Regions from separate parts of the Homo sapiens genome. Here all the other regions are linked to region 1. The links are chromatin loops, found by intact Hi-C in ENCODE. Cell type or tissue: chondrocyte. All regions are shown on one strand. Links, peaks and the distances in the headings refer to the core of each region. The heading gives the core; the rest is flanking DNA. Region 1 has its middle 38 kb from the start of MIR577. Region 2 has its middle 20 kb from the start of CAMK2D. Region 3 holds the start of MIR1243 (microRNA 1243).

The links. Peaks named below come from ENCODE experiments on the same cell type or tissue, not always from the same donor. Only the 100,000 strongest peaks of a DNase experiment are listed, where the experiment ranks them.
Region 2: it touches region 1 in a loop (4-fold over the local background); 3 of 110 quality-filtered maps call a loop at or near these places.
Region 3: it touches region 1 in a loop (4-fold over the local background); 2 of 110 quality-filtered maps call a loop at or near these places.

Annotation. Positions count from the first base shown.
Region 1 is chr4:114,692,107-114,697,637 of GRCh38, reverse strand. No RefSeq gene overlaps it. Among named protein-coding and RNA genes, the nearest start is that of MIR577, 38 kb to the right of the region's middle. In chondrocyte, for the core only: CTCF peaks have their summits at 2,437 and 2,657 (motif pointing right); no DNase peak of the experiment used is centred there.
Region 2 is chr4:113,779,173-113,784,703 of GRCh38, reverse strand. No RefSeq gene overlaps it. Among named protein-coding and RNA genes, the nearest start is that of CAMK2D, 20 kb to the right of the region's middle. In chondrocyte, for the core only: CTCF peaks have their summits at 2,859 and 3,059 (motif pointing left); no DNase peak of the experiment used is centred there.
Region 3 is chr4:113,103,464-113,108,463 of GRCh38, reverse strand. All of the region lies in intron 1 of ANK2 (ankyrin 2), which reads right to left. It overlaps MIR1243 (microRNA 1243), which reads right to left and starts at 1,601; the gene lies at 1,509-1,601. In chondrocyte, for the core only: CTCF peaks have their summits at 1,984 and 2,200 (motif pointing left); no DNase peak of the experiment used is centred there.

The DNA of each region.
Region 1 (5,531 bases), core at 282-5,281:
TAGCCATTCATTCAACTAATATTCATCAAAGTCAGGATGGGGAAAGCATGCAAAAGTGTAAAACCTAAGCAAGAAGAAAAATGTCGCCCTAAACAAGATAAGGGTCCTGCTGAACATAAAACTTTATGTGACAAAGAAAATATCACCATGATAGAGTGAAGAAAGCATTATATAATAAGCAGTACTGGGACAATTATTTAAAATTTGGGAGCAAATTAATTCAGGTAAATATTTTACATCAAACACAAGTAAATGTAAGTGGATTAAAAGGTAAAGCTTTAAAAATGAAATAGCATACAACTAAAAGAAACTAGACCCAAATATTTTCAATATCCTGGAAGAGACAGAGGTGCCTTTGTACATTTGAAAACAAGGGGAGAACTCATAAAAGAAAAGACAGATAAGAAAAAAATTAAACTACCATGCAAAAACAGTAAAAGGCAAATAATACAGTAGGAGATATATCTGCCAAAATTTTCAAAGTTTATATACATTCTGAAGACAAATTTTAAATAGCAACAGAAAGTACAGACAGATATCTTTTTCTATTAAAGAAATGAAAATTCAAATCAAAATGAGATACAGACTTCACTTAGCAAACAAGCAAAACAAGAAAAAACAAGTTTACTTCGTAATAATGATGCATGGTAGAAAAACAAGTACTAGTGATATTGTAAACTATTAAGTCTTTTTGGAAAGCAGTTTGGCAATGCCTACCGAAAGCTATAAAGTACTCTTATACTTTCATCAATTCAATTTCAGTTCAGGACTCTATCTTAATAAAACAATGTGAATATTGCAGAATTAACAAACACAAAGATATTCCTGAAAGCATGTTTTCAAAACAGTCAACAATTATGTTTAGCTGATGTGATTATGCTCCATTTCTGTGTATAAGCACCACACTTGTTCTGATTAGGTGAATTTCAGTAATATATGAAAATATATTACATATAGTAATATATGGTAACATATATAGTAATATATAGTAAATATATACACATAGTAATATATGGAAATATATTTGGAAATATATAAGAATATTTAAATGAAATTCAAGAGAAAACTTGTGTATATATTTTCCATTTATGATAATCTATCATTATTTATATTTTTAAATGACTGAATAGACATGTCCTTATAATTACTAGCAGCAAATTTTGTTAACCTAGGCTTATTTTATATGTGTTTTAAGCAAAATAACATCACAAACAATGAAGTCTGATCTTTGCTAGGTTTGCAGGAGCAAAATTATCTATACTTTTAACAAATCAACTCAGATCTTTAGTCAGCATGTTTCAGTGGCACAAACGTGCTGGAGACTGCTAGGGAAAAGATACCACAAAACAAATTTTATCAATATAAAATTTTTTGCTGAGCACATAATCGGTACTCAGTAAATATTTTTTGAATTAATAAAAATAACTGACTATAACATTTTGATCATGTATGTCAAATATTTTATTGCTCATTTGCAGTGTGATTAACACAACGGAGCTTATCTAGTGTAAAGAAAACATATTTCCCCTGAGAAACTATACTAGTTTACATTGTTATGTACTCTCTTATTTCTCTGTCAGTTTACAGGCTAAGTCAACATAGCAAAGTGCAGGCTAAACATTTAATTTAGTCAATATAGACACAATAATGTAGGTAAATTAGGCTATGACAAATTGAGTCTGAATTTAAACACTAATTAAATTAACTGGATAATTAACAAAATTCCAATTTCACTTGTAATTTGTAAACAGAGTCTTAGAAATATAATTGTGACACTTTCCCCCTACTCCTTGGTAGAACTTTGTTCCAAAGAGTAAATAAAGCATATAGATGATCATATAAAAATCAAAGAATGTTTGGATTCAAAGAGAGACTGGGGTTTAATCCAATATATTCATTCTGAAAATAAGTTTCAGGCTTAATGATATCAAATAATTTGCCCCAATTTCTGCTAGTATATATATGTCTGAAGACAAAATTTGACAGTCTCCAGCATGTTTGTGCTGCTGAAACATGCTGATTAAAGGTCTGAGTTGATTTGTTAAAAGTATAAATAATTTTGCTCCTGAAAACCTAGCAAAAATTAGAATTCATTGCTTGTGATGTTATTTTGCTTAAAACACATATAAAATAAGCCTAGGTCAACAAAATTTGCTGCTACTAAGTATAAGGACATGTCTATTCAGTCATTTAAAAATATAAATAATGATAGATTATCATAAATGGAAAATATATACACAGGTTGTCTTTTGGCTTTCTTTTAAATTTTCTTAAAAGTCCATATATTACTGAAATTCACCTAATCAGAACAAGTGTGGTGCTTATACACATAAATGGAGCATATTCACATCAGCTAAACATAATTGCACGAAGAAATATATTTATATTATAAGCTACAGTTTTAAATTTTATTCTCTACACAAATTTCTCAGAATTAAAATGTAAAAATGTTTACTAAAGGTTGTTTATCTCTTTTCTGCCTACCCCTTTGTTCTTAACCATTTTAAGGTATCTTTGCTGAAGACAAAAATTACCAAATTTCTCCATTTTATTCAATCTCCAACTTATCTCAATGTCTCTCAAGATATATACAACATTGACATCTTAAAACTTTGAGAACAGTGAATAAATAAATCTACATTTCACCACTAGATGTCATCAAAGATCTGTTCATCAGAACATCAGCCATCCAGCTTTTGGCCATTTGACCTCTGCCAGAAAAATTATTGTATTTCTCAGCATAATCAGGAAACGATAATTTTAGTAAAATAGTCTATCTAATTCCTCAATGTTTAAATAATGAGTTTCCATATGCAGCAATATCTTAAAAATACATAAAAATAACCCAAATGTATATTAATAGAGAAGTTACTTTATCATTTCAAAACTCCCAATAGATCTAATTAATAGGCATTGCCAGTGTGAGAGTAATTTTATAATTTATATATATATTTATCAGAAATATACATGCATGTAATTTCTCTGCCATTTTTATTGGAAAATAAGTACAAGTTGTCCTCTTTCACTCTAAGATAACTCACCAGTTGGGAGGATTATAACACCATTAGCAGTTGAAACTGTTCATATCATTTGTAACTATTATTATCAGCCCCAAGATGGAGAATCTGATAATTGAGTTTACATGTTTAATTAGCTTAAATAATTTTAATATATACTTTTCATTCATTGTATTTATTCCCACAAGAAATAATAATGAAATAATTTGCTTCATATAGTTTTATGGTAGAATTCCTTTAAAAAGCAAACTTTCATGCAACATGTATAATTTTATCTGAAAAACCCAATCTAATAATCTACTTTTATTGCTTAGAGTAAGTTGATGTTCATCTGAATTGGCATACTTCCAAACTGAAAGAGAGCAGGAAGGAAACATTCATAATAAAATAAATAATGAATACATTCTCTTCAATGTAGACTTTTTCTTCATAATGTGCTATCAAATATCACTTTGGGTATTAAATATTTTCCCTGAATGTGCTTTGTAGTATCTTTTTTTTCAAGATAAAATGTAATATAATTGGAACCATTTTGATTAAGCATTTTTATTCTTTTTTTGAACACTCATTAATTATACTTTGTTTTCTAGGACCTGAATAATGTTTTTATTGCAAATTTCCCAACTTAAAGATAATCTCTATGTTTTGGAGAATACATTGACTATGACCAGGATGGAAAATTTAAATTCATATACTAAATCACCAACTCAATCCTTCCAAGAAAAAGAAAAGAAATCATATATTCCAAGGCTGTCATATATAATGCCGACTCAAAATTATGATATTTCTGATAGGTCGATCATACTAATAATTTACTTTAGTATGATATTCAGAAAAGAGTGAGCATGGTATATATTTAGTTCACTGCATATCTTCAGGTATATTTCCTGGCACACATTAGATATTCTGTATGTATCTGTTGAAGAAATGAATAAATGCATGAATAACACATGGCAGTAATCATGAGAAGAGAGACTTTGGCTTTTTCTGTACTAATCTCTAATTCTGCAAGTAATACCTATGCCACTTGTAATATTAATGATAGTAATATATTGGCAAATTTTAACGTAGAGACATATCTTATTTTTGCAGCTTATACTTGCAGGTAAGCAGAGATTATTATAAACAATTCAGGAGTGAAGAAAATAAGACAATTGACCAACTAGTCATAGCAACCGGAGATAAATTGAGAAAATAAGTTACTGTTTTTAACAAACCTTTCTTAGAAACTTTCATATGATATTCCATATTCCTTATAACCCAAATATTTTATAGTATTCAAGTCCATGTTGACAAAATGTAGGGGATGGCAGAAATTGTCATGCTTTTATATTGTTAACTTATATTTAAGGAAAGGATATCTATAAAATTCAGTTTTACCGACAGAGAGGATATATGAATTGCCCTGGCTTGCTCTCACACTTTATTGGGAATATGCCTTCTTAAACATTTACTTATTCAACAATATTTACTTACCAAGTACCATGTGCCAGGCATTGCTCTGGTCACTGAGGACTCAGCATTCAAAGATCTCTGCCTTCGTGGAGATTGCCTTCTCATTGAGAGAAGTAAACACAAAACAAGTAAAGAAAGAAATACATAAGTAACATGATTTTAGATAATAGTGAGAGTTATTAAGAAAGGGTGATCCGATCATAAACCACTGGAGAAGACCAATTTAAATTGGTTGATCAGGAAAGGCCTCTCTGAACAAAAGGCATTTAGACAGAGGCCTGAAGGAGAAGAAAGGGCATCCACATGAAAAACTGAAGAAAAAGTATTCCAGGAAAAGTGAACATGCACTGCAAAGACCTCTCAAAGGAAACTGGCTTAGCATATTTGAGAAAGAAAAAAGGTGCAGTAAGGCTGAAGTTTAGTGAGTAAAGACAAATGTGGTAGAATATCAGATTGAAAATACAGACAGTGGCAAGAACAGGTAGACACCCGTAGGCCTTGGTGGGATGCTTAGAAAACCCAAGCTTTTTGAGAGAGAAGTGAAACGACAGGTTTTACGGTTTTTGAAGAGGGCTTTGGTTGTTGAGTAGAAACTTAATATTAGAAAGCCAAGGATGGAAGGTGGAAGATCCTCCAGGAGCTTTGTGCAGTAGGCCAGGCAAGAGATGAGCATGGCTGGAGGTGGCAAGAGATGAAGTGTTTTAGGAAAACTTATAGGGGTAAAACCAATAGGACTTAATTATTTGATTGTATGTGAAGACTGAGAAAAATACAGCAGTTGAGATGTTTAAGTAACTGGAAAAATATTGGTATCATTTACAACGTGGAAAAATCTTGGGGGAAATTATGGATTCTGTTATGGTATTTTAAATTTGAAATCCTTATTACACTTAAAAAAGAGATGACAAGTAGTTAAGTTGGGAACTCGAGAGATAGATGAGAGGTAGAGATATAAATCTGGGATGTTAATGTACATATAATAATCAAAAACATGAGGCTCTGTGAGATTATACAGGGAGGAAATTAAGACAGACAAGAGAAGAGGGCCCAGCCCTGAGC
Region 2 (5,531 bases), core at 318-5,317, 910 kb after region 1:
CTTCTGAAATGAATTTCATCATGCTTCCAATACCAGTCCAATACCAGCTCCCTTGTATCACCCTCAGAAATCCAAGCTTCCCAGTTCACCTAATTTCACAGGTATTTATCACCACCCTGCTTTCAGCGTCACCAATCTGATCACATCTCCCACATTCTTGGTCATCCAAGTCCTTCCACCAAAGCTTGTTTCCAGTTATCAGAAAATTCCTCTACTTCCTTAATCTTTTTATTGAACATTTCCTTCAGATTCTTGTTGAAATTAACCTGACTCCAGCAAACCCTGCTTTCCCTAGAGCCCTTCAAGTGGAAAATGTCTTTATTTTTTCTTCTTTTTCCCCCCTGAGATGGAGTTTCACTCTGTTGCCCAGGCTGGAATGCAGTGGAGCCATCTCAGCTCACTGCAACCTCCGCCTCCTGGGTTAAAGCGATTCTCCTGCCTCAGCCTCCCGAGTAGCTGGGAATTACAGGTGCATGTCACCATGCCTGGCTAATTTTTTGTATTTTTAGTAGAGACGGGGTTTCACCATGTTGGCCAGGCTGGTCTCGAACTCCTGACCTCGTGATCCACCCACCTCGGCCTCCCAAAGTGCTGGGATTACAGGCGTGAGCCACCACACCCAGCCTATTATTTTCCTCTTATATGCTACATACTACATACGCTTAGAGCTTGAGGTAGCGTCCTCTCTGCTCCCTGTTGCTACTTCCAAACTGTCACTCCTATTTCACACTTCAAAACTCTGTCTTTTGAAACACACGTTATCATTCTTTGCCACTATGGATTCCCTTCTTGTTAAGCAACGTAGGGACCTCTGAGTCACTGCTCTTCACTCATTTATATATTTTCTGTCATCATGGCTATCTACTTCAAAATCCAATTAGATGACCCAACACCTTGACCTCAATCCCTTTGTTTCCTTACCTCTAATAATCTTGTCCTCTATCACTCTTCCGTGACCCACTCATGTGTCATATCTAGACATTGTCATCACCCTGTACCATCTTTGAATTTCTCTTTTAAACATCTCATTCTGTCATTTCCTATTCTTCTAGCCTACTTACTCTAGTACTCTACTCATGCAATTCACCAGTTCATTACTAGCACTAATTCATTAACCCCATAACTTTCCTTTATTCATCTTACCTCGTGTCCTCACGTCACTTGTACAGCTTGTTTTTCATGTTTCCATCATATAACTACTTTTTTTTTGAGAGAGAGAGAGAGAGACTGAGTCACATTCTATCACCCAGGCTGGAATGCAGAGGCATAAGCATAGCTCACTGTAACCTCACCTTTCTGGACTCAAGCATTCCTCCCCCCTCAGCCTCCTGAATATTTTAGACTACAGGTGCTCACCACCACACCCAGCTAATTTTCTTATTTTTCTGGAGATGGGGGTCTCACTGTGTTGCCTAGGCAGGTCTTCAACTCCTGGGCTGAAGCAATACTCCTGCCTAGGCCTCCCAAAGTGTTGGGATTACAATTATGAGCCATTGTGCCCAGCTTTACTTTCTAACAAATGTCCTTAATGCCCCTTTTTCTTTCTCCCTCAATTATTCTTCCCTGGCAAAACCTAAACACTGGTCAAATCCAACTAACTGTTAATATGTTCCTACATTCAAGTGGTTGAACACTACTGGAGAATGTTACATAATTACGCTTATTGGAATCAGCGTGAACAACATCTTGCTGAAGACAATGGCTAATTCTATGCTTTCATCTGTCACTTCCTGCTCGTTAAAAGATTTTTTTTCTCTAGGTATGTTACCTATTATTGTGTGTTTCAGCTTGAGTGTGCTTGCATTTAAAACCACCATAAGTGCATTTTTATATACAATTCTCTCAAGATAACATTCCATAAGCCAATGACTTGACCTCTACCTCCTTTTCAGCTCTTCAGGGAGTAACAAAAATACAGGATTTCCTTATGACTAGCTATAGCAAAAAATTGTTACAGAACACATATTTAGTGCATCGTGCGTTTGCTTTCTGTTGTGTTTTGCTTTATTTCCCCATGTATATAGCCTTTAAGAATCTATGACCTAGATAAGCCTTTAAATACCTAGTCATTTAACATTGTAATCCATTAACCATTTTATCTTTCCCTTGTCCCCCATACAAGATTTTGGACCACATGTAATTTCCATCTTCCAACTATCAGATATTGTTCAATGGCATTTAACTTCTTACTCTCAGATGTTGTTAAATGCACTGACTCAGTTCTTCCAAAGCCTATAAAGAATGCATCCTCACCAGGTACCTTTGCTTTGTCCTACATCTCAAACTCAATAAGCTCCAAATCTTTAGTCTCTACAGACTGCATCTGCTTTAGAAAAACTGCACTGTGTCTGCCACAGCCCTCATTGAATGTTTTTGGGTTTTTTTTTTTTTTTAGGGGGAGGAATGAGGGTCTATGAAGGGAAGATGTGATGTTTCCTTATTTGTAAAATAATAAGAATATAATAAATATCATGAGGTTTTTCTGATGTTTCAATGAGTTAATGCATGTAAATGTCAGCAGAGTCCTGGCATGTAGTAAGCATCTAATAAATGTCACTTTTACAATAATTATTAATACTTAGCCCAGTCTCTCTACCCTTGGCTTCACATTACTAATATTTACCAATTAACTCAAGGAAAAAATAATTTTTTTTGGTTGGTTCTCTTTGCCTCTTTGTCATCTTTTCTCTTATCTCCAGAGAGTCTTTTCTAGTCATCTGTTGGCCTCTCTTCTGAGTAGGTATTCTAAGAGCCTCTCCCTCGTGTTCATTCTAGTACTTCACCCTAATTATATTGTCTTCCACTTTCACTAAGGTGCTTTGGGAAATTTATCAAGTAATAATTGTAAAATAACCACCCTAATGCTACAGTTGTTTAGAAGTAAACATTCCAATAAACATAAACATTAAAATTAATTTTAACTACAACATTTGTTCTTTATATAATATCCATGGAGTCAAAGTGTCTATTTCTTTTCAAAATTTACCAGAAGCCCTTAATGAAATGTCCATCAGTATTTCTAGATTACTAACGGTGATCACAAATTTCAAGCCCTCTAGTGGTCAACATTATCTTGCTCATTCTCTAAGACTGACAGTATTCTTCAAATACATTGAAAAATTAGTATAACTTACAAAAACATTTCCACCAAGAGAGGATTAGATATTATCCATGTCCCCTTCTCAGTGTACTACAGCTCAAGCCAAATTATTCATTACAACAAAAAAGTTGTTGGATATCAATGTTAATTAAATTTTAATATTTATTTTTATTGGGAATAAGAAAAAAATCCCAAAACCAAGATAAATTATCAGTTCTTCCTGACTTGAAAGTGAGTAAAATATTTTAGAAATACAATAAATTTAGTTTTTTGGCTTCAGAACCAGAGGTGGCCACTTACTATTTATATGTTACTTAGAGGAACTAATAAATATTTCTAAGCACCAGTTTCTAACAGTTTTTAAAAACTCTAGGCTATAATATTTACCTGATAGAAATTATAGGAAGGAAACAAGATTAAAATACAGATTTTGACTAATTTACTACATAGAACAGAATAGGTGCTCATCAAATCCATAAAATAATCATGGTGTCATTACTTTTGAGTAATAAAGGAAAATTAAGAGATTTCTCTAATGTCCTACAAAATTCATATTCTTACTGGAATTACCTGATTAAATCTAACATCAAATGCATTTTGTGTGCATTTAAATAACAATTATTCCAAGTTATATATGACTTAATAAGATAGTTACCCCTTTTGCAAAACTCTATGATTTAAGTTTTTAATTTAACTCACAGTGTGCTATTTTTTAAACTGCAGAAACACGTCTTTTTCTTCCATTTCAAGAACTAAAAACAAAATTAGTTTTATTCAAAAAAATGGCCAGCTATAAATAACTGCAGTGATTCTGTGTAGTTAATGTAAGGCTATTACAAATATTTAGGATTAAAAAGAAAAAATAGAGACATGAAAATAGTAATGCATGGAAATGGTATCTGACTTTTTAATCTCTAAAAAACTAAATTAGTTTTTGATGAAATTATGTGATAATTATATTTTATTTGTAAAATATCCTTGCTGCATTGTGTGATTGAGTACACATATAATACTATGAAAATAAAACATATTATTCTTCTCTTATTTTTTTGATGAAAGAAAATGTATAGACTGAATTTCACTCATATAGACCAGGTAATAATTTATCCTATTTTACTGTAAAGTCACCAAGTCAAGCTTTAATGAATTTTATATGTAGGGACATATGTCTATTTCCTTGACCTAATTTCTCTGCCAAATTTAGATCTAGAAATGTGTAAACATGGTGTAGCGGTTTTTTTCTACAAGCCACGTAGATTCTTAATTGGAAAGGATCCCTGTTCCGAAAGACAGATAAAAGAAAAACAACACAAAAATTAATATGTATATTTCACGTATACATAGGAGACACCCAGGGAATGAGTAATTCTCAAAGGAGTGGCTTTGAATCCCAGCTTACATAGCATCTTCAACAAAGAACAGTATACTTTTTAGAGAAATAAGACAAAGGAAAAAGACTTTGAGTCGCTATAGTCAGCAACTTGGGGAAAGGCAAATAAATGATGGATAAAGGCTAGTCAGTAAAGGTTACTAATGTAGATCCCTTGGGTATTTCAGATGATAAGTGTCCAAACCTTTTGTATTTATAAATCTATATACCGCTTTTAAGCAAATAAAAACTAAAAATAAAAAAAGGGAGGACAGAAAGCTTTCCTGCATTTGCTTCTTCTTAATTGTCTTCAGCAAAATGTGAAAAATCCACACTTTGGGGCTGCATATTCTGGTCTCCTACAGTAAATCCATAGGGTTCAATCTATAATAAAAAGGAAGTAAGTATGCCAGATGAAATAAGGAATGCCAAGTTAAATTTGGATTTCAGACAGTGAATAATTATTTAACATCCATATGTCCCATGCAATAATTTTAAGTATATTGTATCTCAAATATTACATGGGCATATACTAAATAATTTATTGTTTATCTGAAATTCAGATTTAATGGGGTGCCCTGTATTTTTATTTGCTAAATTTGGTAACCTCAAAAGAAAGATTAAAATTATTCTGGGGAAAACATACAAAACAAATATTTCAACAATCATACCTTATATTTTAATTGAAAAATAAATGGATCTCCAGTCCCCTAGAAATGCAAAGCCAACCTATAAATAATTTTAAACACACGGAGGAAAAAAACCTAGAAACTAGCTCTTGCTCCAAATCTAGATCATTTTTATCATTTCTACTTGTTGTATTTCTCATTCTAATATAAACATAAATAATCAACTCTTAGGAAATTTGTGTGGTTGGTGGGCAGTCTGAAATATAAAAATTAGAACTGGGTGCAATGGCTCATGCCTGTAATCCCAGCACACTGGGAGACCAAGGCGGGAGAATTGCTTGAGCCCAAGAGTTTGAGACCAGCCTGGACAACATGGTAAAATCTCTCTCTACAAAAAAGTGCAAAACTTAGCCAAGTGTGTGGCATGTGCCTA
Region 3 (5,000 bases), core at 1-5,000, 1.6 Mb after region 1:
TTGATCCTATTGTAGTTGCTATTGCAATTACATAATTTAAATAAATCTTAGATTATCTAATAAAAATGAGTTCCAAAAATTATTGCTTTATGAAAATTACGATGCATGCTTTGTAAGAACTTAATAAAAAGGAATTTCTACAATATTGCTATTGAATTATGGGTATGTCTGAAACAAATCAAAAAGATTGGGGAGGAAGCTTCGAAAATATTTAGAAGTTCTACAATCAGATTGTTTTGCAAGTGTCTTTAATTACTGACTGCCTTTAACAGATAACAAACCAGTGAGACAATGCCTACAAATAGGTATTGTTTATTTTTAAAAACACAAAGCTAAACCCCAAATTCTGGAAACTTCTTAAATAAAATATACTTAAATAAAAGGTCTTGACTGGACATCAGATCATTGGTAAACGAATGTCCAACTTACGTGTTTCAAGTTGAAATAAAATGTTTAAACTACGCATATATCAGTTTTTTCTCCACTTTAACCATCTTTTTTATTAACTGATCAAATAATGGTTTTGCTACTGCTATGAAATAAAGCTTCTTTATGTGGTAGAGGGCATCAAATTTGGGTTTTTGAATCCTAATTTGGGTTCTATGTTGGGTGCATTACTTCACCTTTATGGGCTTCAATCTCATTTCACATGAATGAAGACAATATCTACCTAACAGAACCAAGTGAAATAGCACATGTAAAACACTGGTAACAGATCAATAAATGATACTACTATGATTATTGTTCTGAAACAAAACATGAATATAAAAGCATAAGATAATAAAGTAGATTTACAAGACCAAAACAAGATGGATGGACTGGAAATAGATAGACTCATCCCCAGAGATAGTGTGTGTGCAAAGAGATTGCTGATCACTTTGAATGGTCAGCATCATTAATAAGCTCACACTCTTTATGACTATTTGGTAATGATAAAATCCAACACTGGCTGGGCGCGGTGGCTCATGCCTATAATCCCAGCACTTTGGGAGGCCAAAGTGGGTAGATCACCTGAGGTCAGGAGTTCAAGACCTGCATGGCCAACATGGCAAAACCCCATCTCTACTAAAAATACAAAAATTAGCCAGGCATGGTGGCATGTGCCTGTAATCCCAGCTATTTGGGAGGCTGAGGCAGGAGAATCGTTTAAACCTGGGAGACTGAGGTTGCAGTGAGCCGTTATCACGCTACTGCACTCCAACCTGGGCAACAGAGCAAAACTTCGTCTCAAGAAAAAAAAAATCTAACACGCAACTTGGAACACTGTGGAATGAGTCTTAAAATCAGTGAGCATGTGTGCTTGAGAAAGTATTTAATATCCCTGATAGAAGTAGAGCTATTTATAGTCATTTTTGTTAATGGGCTTCATTATCAAAGATTTACACCAGGCCTTAATCAGAATAAAGGGACGCCTCACAAAAGCTTTGTTTCGAATGGAAAAACACAACAAAGAACAATCACCATTTGACACCAAGTATGCATAATTCCAAATGGAAGTCTCTGTAATAGGTTCTTTTAAAAATAGATTTATTACCAAAGCAAAGTAATAAATAGGCAGGAGATGGACCTTTATTTCACTCCTATAATTGATCCAGTTTTAGTTAAGGGCAGAAACTGGCCCAGTTACAGGAATAAAATAAAAGAGTACAGAGTCAACCAATCTGTCAGCTTGGCACACCTATGAAATATTGTGAAGAAAATTTGTCAGAATAAGCATCTTTCTCACTCATTAGATTGGAGATGAAATGTCACCTTTCCCAAACAAAACAAAACAAAAACAAACTAACAACACATACAACCACACGGTAGGAACTACAGTTACAATTGAAGACAAAATCCAGGAAGAGGAACTTCTATAACTTGGGCATCATTCTGCTTATATATTTTCCATGCGGTGTCAGCATTAAGGATTACGACTGATCCCAAAAAGAGCTGACTTTAAATGTGGGAGTGTATTTTTGGATAAATCAGAGTGGAGGGTTTCAATTATCCTCCACACCTCTCTGGGCCTTCTGGAGAGGCAGCTTGGAGGCCCTTCTCCAATTAAAGCAGAGAGTGTATCTCACTTCCACACTGTAAAACTCTATCTTAAGAAAAGGATCTGCTGCTTAAAACAATCTGAAAACCACTGAAATAACCCATCTGAATTTTTTTGTCATGTGTGTTCACAGAAACTAATGGAGTTTGGTAGCCCTCTGCTGGATGAAAGATATTAAATCCAGTTGCTCTGAAGTACTATTTGAGGATTTAAAAGTCTTCATAAGGTTTAGAGGGCTACTTTAACATTTGCTGTGTATATTTTTGTGTTTAGTGGATATTTTTCTGCTTTGCAGAAGAGAAGAAGACAATGTCCTTTCCGTCAAGCCATACCATATAATAGTAAGCTAGAATAACTGAATACAAATTATAAATTTAAATACTATATAATTTTTTGAGTAAAAATAGGAATTGACAGAAAGCTAGTAAAATTTAAGCATTAGCAAAATATTTATAAGTTAGCAGTTGCCACATCCCTCTCCCAAATCTCTAATGGGGTTAAGGATTTCTCTTAACTTCATTGTAGGTTAAATCAAAATATGTATAACGAATTTCTTTAAAGTTTGTTTATGCAGTCTCACACTGTACACTAGTACACATTAAGTTAAATCTAGTCTTACACACATTTGAGTAATACAATATGATCAGGTTTTTTGTTTAAGGTAAGAAAATTTCAAACATGATGGCAGAATTACCATAGACTATTCAGCTTTTAAGTTGGATGTACAAACACAGTTTGTGAAGCATGTCAGATCATGGAATAATACTCTACAGAAATTGTTTCACAAATGAACCTTCATGCCTATAGCTGACCCAAGTGGAAAATGATTTAATGTGTGTTTGACAGCAATAGTAAAATTAATGAGTCTTGAAATAGTTTCTTATAATCTTGGATCAATTTTTGGTTAATTTTATTCCATATAGCTAATCTTTTCAAAATCCCATCTTTCTATCGTAGCAATTAAAACTGTCTCTTACTTTCCACCTTCTCTTTTCTCTTGTTACCTGTCTGGCCTCTGTCACTGCTGCTTCCTAAATCAACTGATAAGGTCTTGCCTGGTCCACAGTCTCTTCAACTTTCCTATCCTCACCACTTGATACTGACTTCCAAATTTTGCTAAGGAATTAAGGAATTCTTTTACAATTCTCCAGAACACAGAACCAATTTACTTTTGCATCTCGGTTCAGATAAAAAAGTTTAAACTTTGATGTCTAATTATAATTCCAACCTAGGTTAATTATATGCCTAAGACTTCAGAAGGGCTACCTACTCATAAAATTTGCCTATGACCAACTGCTCATAATTTTACTAAATAGCCAAAATTCCTCTCCTCCTGAATTTCTATTCAGCTTTGCCTGTCTGCTAGGGCACCCCTGTCATGAACATTAGCCTCTCAATCTGATTGGATTCTCACCTATTTCCTGGAGTCATTTTCTAGGGTTACCACAACCATCAAGTATGCTGAATTGAGTTACATCCTGTTTCTGCTGCTCACTGTCCATAACTAGATACTTCCAGGAGGGCTCCCAAGATACTATACTATTACCTAAATTATGTTCTTCATTGTTACCCATTATTTCTTATTCCACTAATTTTAAATCCCACTCACTTTGTTTGCTATATTTTTATGATCCTGCATTCTCTTTCAGTTTTTTCCCAGTTATACATGTTTTTGTTGTTGTTATTGTTGTTGTTGTTGTTGTTTAGCTTTGAGATGGAATCTCGTTCTATCACCAAAGCTGGAGTGCAGTGGCACAATCTCAGCTAACTGCAACCTCTGCCTCCTGGGTTCAAGCGATTCTCGTGCCTCAGCCTCCAAAGTAGCTGAGACCACAGACGTGTGTTACCACACCCAGCTAATGTTTTGTATTTTTAGTAGAGACAGGGTTTCATTATGTTGGCCAGGCTGGTCTCAAACTCCTGATCTCAGGTGATCTGCCTGCCTCAGCATCCCAAAGTGCTGGGATTACAGGCATAAGCCACTGTGCCCAGCCCTCCCAAATTATACATGTTTTTCACAATTCTCTTCTCTTCTTCAAAACAACTATCTAGATTTGTAGAGCTCTTTTTTGTGATAATAAGGTTTTTTAGAAGGTTTTATTTTGTATAAAGACAAACTAATTGCTTTTCTTTTTCACCTCATTTCCCAGCCCAGACTTCCTACCACGTCTCCATCAAAATCTAAAAAGTAAAGGAAGAAAAGAAGAAAACAACAACAGCAACAACCCCAGCATCTAACTTTTGAACAAAAGGTGGTAGTGTTTCACCTAAGGAACAGGAACATTAAGTAGGAGTTATATTCTTACCTCACCACTGAAAAGAACAACAAGCTGGAGAATGACAATGTGGACAAAGGAGATTTAGAATTTGATCTGTTCCTCTTACTTATCAAACCCTAGGTTTCCGAGACCCTTGGTATTTTAAAAAATACTGCCTAAGTCAGGATTTTGTCTGTCTTCAGAGGGAAGGAATCAAAGGCATGGAGGAAAAGGGGGACAAAAATCACAACTAATATTTTTTAACCTAAAACCCAAATATCAGTATTTTATTCTACATTGAAGCTTAAACATCTTACTCTTGTTTTATATTTAAGCAAATATTCAGATGTGTGTACATATTCCACTTCCTGAGAATGACTAATGGATATATTTAATATGTATACTCTATCAGCTTTACATAGCTGACTTTTAAAACACTGACAATGGAAGCTTGTACTCCTAAATGTTGATGAAGCATTAAAAGCACAAATAATATTCAGTAATGCATTTCCAAAGATCTTACGTGCTTCAAAAGTACAAAAGCAGTCTTTTAACTGGATTTTGATTAGTGCTAAGCAGAATTCTAAATTATTTTAGTCATTAGTCATAAATTCATGACGATATATACTGGAGTGTCTTTTGACTACTTTCAAAAATTGCCATTAAAACATCACTGACATTCTTTTCCTTAATTTCAAAATACA